2 separate regions of the Homo sapiens genome follow, and region 1 is linked to region 2. The links are chromatin contacts, found by Hi-C or POLR2A ChIA-PET in ENCODE. All regions are on one chromosome and are shown on one strand. The core of a region is the stretch at or near the end of the contact, and the rest is flanking DNA. Distances in the headings are between cores, read along the strand shown.

Region 1 (2,700 bases), core at 23-2,522, 47 kb after region 2:
GTATGAGCACTCATGCGTGTGTGCACACAGGCTGTGTGGGTATATGCATATGTGTAGATGCAAGCATGCTGCACACACATCACACACGGTCACACCGGCACATGTATGAGCACTCGTGTGTGTGCACACAGGCTGTGTGGGTATATGCATATACGTAGGTGTGAGCACACTGCACACACATTACACACATTTGCACAGGCACGCGTATGGGCACTCATGCATGGCTGCACAGGGGCACACACAGACACACCCCCCCCAGGAGTGCCCGTGTTGTCGAGCCCCCGCCACAGAGCTGCACCGCCGCTTGGTGCCGCATGCAGCGAGTTCCCGCATGGGTTGGTTTTCGTCTCCTGAAACTAATTTGGCAGAAGCAAGTGTCCATATGTAGGTGTGGGTCTCTGTCTTCATGCGTCCCCCATGCCCCGACACACACACACGTTTCCATTAATTAGCAGGGACTTGGAAACCTACCGTCCCCGGCTCAAGGCAAATGCCAGCAGTCCCGGGTTTTTGTGGGGCAACATAGAGGGAGAATTGTCTATCAGAGGGCTTTCCTCTCGGCAAGCCGGGAAACAAGTGGATGTCCTTTGTCCGCCAACAAGTTATATGTCCATAAAAGACGAGCCCGGAGAGGCAGGCCGTCCTTTCAGCCCTGACAGCGTGTCAGCACCGGGAGCCGGCGCGGGTGGGTAACGAGCGCGCACCGCCCGTGGAGGAACATATGGCTCAGGCGTGCGCCGTGGCTGACGAGTTGTCAGGAATTCATGGCAGGGCTTGTTTTGCCAAACATTTCACTATGGAGGAACAAGGACTCCAACCTGGTTATCAAAATTTGACATTTCGAAACCGCCTGAAGAATTTTTAACTATTGGGTTTCCATGTCAACAGCATGCCTGTCTTCATCTGCGGCCAAGGCTTCCGGCTCCCTGTGCCCTGTGCTGCGGGGAGGACAGAGTGCCTTTGTTTGCAGCCACCCATGGGCACAGGCGGCGCGCACACACATGCACACGGCAGTGGCTTTCTGTGCTCCAGGAGGGTTTACGCTGGGGAAGGGAGGAGCTTCACATCTGTGTGTGGAGGAGTGGCTGGGAGCTGCCCCACAGACCCGAGGCAGCCCCCGGACACCCTGGCACTGGCTGGGCGATGGCAGCGGGGCCTGGCTGGGCTGCAGCTGGCTGAGTTCTGTCGTCTGCAGAGGAGCAGGACCTGGGACGGGGGCTCCCTCTGGACGTGGCTGGCCTGGGTGCCTCTCCTTTAGGAGCTCTTAGTGATGGGTGTGGTCAGGAGGAATGCCACCCCAAACAAAAACCCCCTCGGCCTCCCGGTCTGGCAGGAATTGGGGAGGTCCCGCTGACTTGAGCCAGATGGCTTGGTGCTGGCAGAGGCCCCGATGGAACGGATTGTTCTGTGGCTCTCGTTCCTCTGCCTTTGAGACACCCGGGGTGGGGGCAGGGTGGGGCAGGGGAGGCCGGTGCTGCCACCACATGGCCCGGCTCCCTGGGGACCTGAGGACATGAGGTTCCCGCTCTGTTCTTGGTGCATTTCCAGGCAAGATCGTCATCGTCTGGGAGAGACGGGGTCTGGCCATGGGAGCTCAGGGTGGCGTTCCCCACTCCTCCATCCACTCTAGACCAGGGATGCCAGGGACAAAACCCCAGGGCAGGCCATGTCTGTGTGCCAGGAGGCATGTGGGCAGAGGATGGGGCTTGGTTTCAAATCTGGGCCCTGCCACTTACTGACTCAGCATGCGGCCCTGGCCAGCCTGGCCTCTCAATCCCAGCCCACAGGTCCCACAGTTGGATAAGGCTCCTGGGAGGACCCAGAAGCTGGCAGCAAGGAGCTCCCGATGAGTGTCAAACCAAATGCCATGGCCTCCTTCTTGTTTCAGGGGGAAGCCCAGCCCAGCAGGCACTGCAGCCAGGGTCCTGCAGCTCTCCCTGGGGCCCTGGAGGCCCCTTTCTGCTCCCCTGTCAGAGCGCCCAGCCCAGCAGCCTAGAAGGCCCCACGGTGTCCCCAGACTAAGCCAGGCTCCTGCCGGAGTGAAGAGAGCAGGAGAGGCCTTGGGCAGACCCTGTACCCCTGGTTTCCTGAGGCCTCTCTGGCTGATGGTGGGGATCAGGCTGAGGGTGTAGGGTCAGGGTGAGGGGGTGGCAGGGGCACGATGCCTTCCATTCCCCCGTGGGCCATTTGGCGTGGGGATGCCATGGATCCAGGCAGTGCACGGACCTCTCTGTCACCAGCGCACGGTCAGCTCCACGCCCCTTCCTGAAGGCAGATTCAGGTGTGGATGCTCCGGGTTTTAGGCCGAGTGGCCTGCTTTTATATTGCCAGGAAGCTAAGGATGGTTTTAATCATCTTAAAGGGTTATAACAAAAAAAGAAAAATACGTGAAACCACCGAGATGGCCCGGGGCTGCAGAGCCGAAAATATTGACTACCTGGCGCTCTACCGAAAGTCGCTGCCAGCTCCTGGTTTAGGGGCGGGGATGGGAGATGGGACTGAGCAGGTGGAGGAGGAGGACAGTCCTGGGCAAGGGGCTGAGGGCCGCTGCCCCGAGCCCTGCCCTCAGGCTGGTTGTGAGCCAGGCCATGGGGCGCCCCATCCTCAGGCCAGTTTTCTGGCTCTGGCTGATTCGAGGTAGTTGGGTATTGGCTGGCGAGCTTTCCCTCCCTTGAGCCCTTCAGGATACAGTATCGTCCA
Region 2 (2,700 bases), core at 79-2,578:
GCTCAATCTGACTTGCAGGCCCTCTACTGGCTCCTCAGAAAAGGGTCTCCAGCGCCAAAAGAATCTCCTGGGGTGCTCAAGCCCCCAGCCCTATGCAGGATGGAGAATATCTTGTGAGTTCCAGAGGAGGGGTTCTATTAGTCGTGTGCACGAACCTGCAGGAAGGCAGAGCTTGGGGTGGTGCTGTGGCAGCTACCGGCAGGGGCCAGAGCCTCTCCAGGCAGCAGGGCCATCTGGACATCCTGGACTGGGGAGCGTATCTCCTGGGCTGTAGAGGGAGGTGCAGAGGGGACATGACTAGGAGGGTTGGAGATGGGGAAAGTGTCCTTGTGTCCTTACAAGGCTCATTTTCCCCCCATCCTTTGCTTGTTATAGGAGTGAACCTGTCTTGCAGATGATCGTTGACTATGCAGGTAAAATAGATTGCGATCATTGTCATCCTGCTCAGAAAACCCACCTGGATAGGACCAGTCCTGGGACTGGGAGCCCGGAGACGCCACTGAGAGCCGGTCCTGCAGGGACTCCAGGGAGATGAACCAGGAGATGGCTCAGCAAGGACCAGGCAGTGGCAGAGGTGCCCGAGTAGAGTGATCGTGGGGCAGAGGACTGAGGGAAAGTGCGTGCCTGTGCCTGGCAGTGCCGCCCCAGGTGGAGGAGGAGCCCTCAGGGTGGTGGGCTTCCGATGAAGGGTGACTCTGCTGGGGTCTGAGGCTGTGCTCCCAGTGGACTCAGGGACCCCACTGCACAAGCCCGATTTTGGGTAACAGGGCACACCTAGGGAACAGGCCCAGAGCACCCTCTCCTTGGAATAAACTCCGGATCCAAGTCCCAGAACCCACCTTAGGAGGCGTCTGCCGCCCCCGCCCCCTCCCCAGCCTTCCAGGCCCTGGCTGCGGTGGATGGGGGCGCGGAAGGCCCAAGTGCGCGAACTTCACCTGGCCCGGCCGTCCTCCCCGTGGGGGGCCCAGGCTGCGGGCGCGTCAGGCCGTCTCTGTCGCCATCCGGAGGAGCGGCTTGGGCGCCGCGTCCCCTCTGCCAGGCCCGGGTCGGCGGGCGGCTGGAGCCCCCAGCGGTGGCGGGCGCGCGCCTCTCTCGCGGATGCCGGGGCGCGCGTAGCCGGGGCGCGCAGTGACGCCCAGAGCGGGGCCGGCGTCCCCCTGGCGGGCCGGCGCGGGGTCGGCGGGCGCGGGCGCGAGCGCGGGCGGCGCGGGCGCGGCGCGGGGCGCGGTGGGCCGGGGCCCGGGCGCGGCGGCGGCGGCGGCGGAGGATGGCGCGCGCGGGGCCCGCACGTGGAGGCCGGCGCGGGGGCGCGGGCAGGGCCGGCTGCTGAGACGCGCTGCTGCCCCCCGCGCGGGCGCCGCGGCTTCAATGGCGCCATCGCCCAGGACCGGCAGCCGGCAAGATGCGACCGCCCTGCCCAGCATGTCCTCAACTTTCTGGGCGTTCATGATCCTGGCCAGCCTGCTCATCGCCTACTGCAGTGAGTACCGCGCGGCCCCGGCCCCGGCACGGCCCTCTGGGCCCCGGACCCCCTCCTCCGGCCCCGGCAGGCGCCCCGCGGGCCTCCCGGAGTCGGCGCGGAGTTACGAGCGCCGGGCGCATGGTCCCCCGAGTCCCGGCCGGTCCAACGCTGCGCTGGGCGGGCGAGAGGGTCCACCCGGGTTCCGGGCGCTCGAGCACTTCGGGGTCGGACGCCCCGGCCCGAGCCTCCCTTCCCTGACTCCCCGGCAGGGCCCGGGCTCCAGGCCCCGGGTGGCGCGGCCCGTCCCTGCCCGGCGGTCGGAGCCCAGCCAGCGGCTTCCCGGCCGAGATGCGCGCTCAGGAGGCAGCCGCAGGTCGCGGAGGGCGGGCGGCGCTGCCGGGGTGTCTGCGGAGCGCCCTCCCCGTGCCTCAGCCCGGGACAAGGGGGGAGGCGGCGGCCGAGCCCGGAGAGGAGCTCTTCAGGCAGGAGCCCAGCCTGGGCTCGGAGGAGCAGCTGGAGCTTCCGCTTTCCCGGGAAACGGGCTCGTCAGGCGCCTTCTGGAAAGAGAAGCGAAGTGAGGGATGGGATGCCCGGAGGGGGCTCGCCGCGGCCGCGGACGTTTCTCGGGTCGTGTCTGGGGCCCGAGCTGGTGACCGGCGGGACTGGCGCGGGCGCGGGCTGGGGTGGTGCGGGCCAGTGGGCGCCCGGGCGTGAGCTGAGGGCTGGGGTAGGGGGTGACCGCCGCGGGCTCCCTGTTGCCTGGAGTGAAGGGTGGGGGGTGGCCTGTGCCCCTGCCGAGGCTCCAGGCGGGTGGAATGAGGGGTGGTTGGAGTCCCGGGTGCAGACTCCAGCCTCGGCGCTGGGGAGGGTGCTCAGCATCCCGGGGCACGTTCGCGGCTGGTGGGGTAAGTGGGGGCCGCTCAGCGTCCCGGGCACAGGCTCTGGCCCCAGATGGCGCGGGCTGGTCGGCTTCAGCTCCGGGAGCTCCGGGCTTCTTGTCTTCAGCGGGAGAATAGGACGGGTGCTGGGGAGCACCTGTCATGGAGAATTGCCATGGGCGCGGGAGGTGATGGAAAAATATGGATTCTTTACAAAAAAAAAAAAAAAAGGCCAGCACCGAACCTCCCTCCACAGACACCACCTCCTCCAGAGCCCCGGGCCTCCAAGCTCCCAGTCCGATCTGATCCTTCCGCTGTCGCCAAAATGAGAGCACAGTGGCCCAGGGAGACCCGGGCAGC

Evidence for each region. A loop is a pair of places that touch in the nucleus more often than their neighbours do. ChIA-PET counts read pairs that join two places held with the same protein, here RNA polymerase II (POLR2A). Pooled maps may share reads with other maps.
Region 1: a loop to region 2 is called in a map of posterior cingulate gyrus, with 7 times the contacts of the local background. The contact joins the enhancer-like site here to the promoter of TAFA5 in region 2. A Hi-C loop is called at or near these places in 2 of 168 maps with a recorded cell type or tissue (mesothelial cell of epicardium and posterior cingulate gyrus) and 1 of 50 pooled maps. POLR2A ChIA-PET finds 5 or more read pairs at or near these places in 1 of 52 experiments (Panc1).

What each region holds. Positions count from the first base shown.
Region 1 is chr22:48,535,765-48,538,464 of GRCh38, forward strand. The region is part of intron 1 of TAFA5 (TAFA chemokine like family member 5); the gene reads left to right. Among named protein-coding and RNA genes, the nearest start is that of TAFA5, 48 kb to the left of the region's middle. RefSeq lists an enhancer at 1,574-2,388. Within about 2 kb of position 1,273, at least 4 of the 41 ENCODE cell types and tissues checked have a DNase peak (open chromatin) inside an H3K27ac peak, as active enhancers do.
Region 2 is chr22:48,488,225-48,490,924 of GRCh38, forward strand. TAFA5 (TAFA chemokine like family member 5) reads left to right here and starts at 1,329. Exons shown (of 4, transcript NM_001082967.3): 1 at 1,329-1,480. The coding sequence starts at 1,369.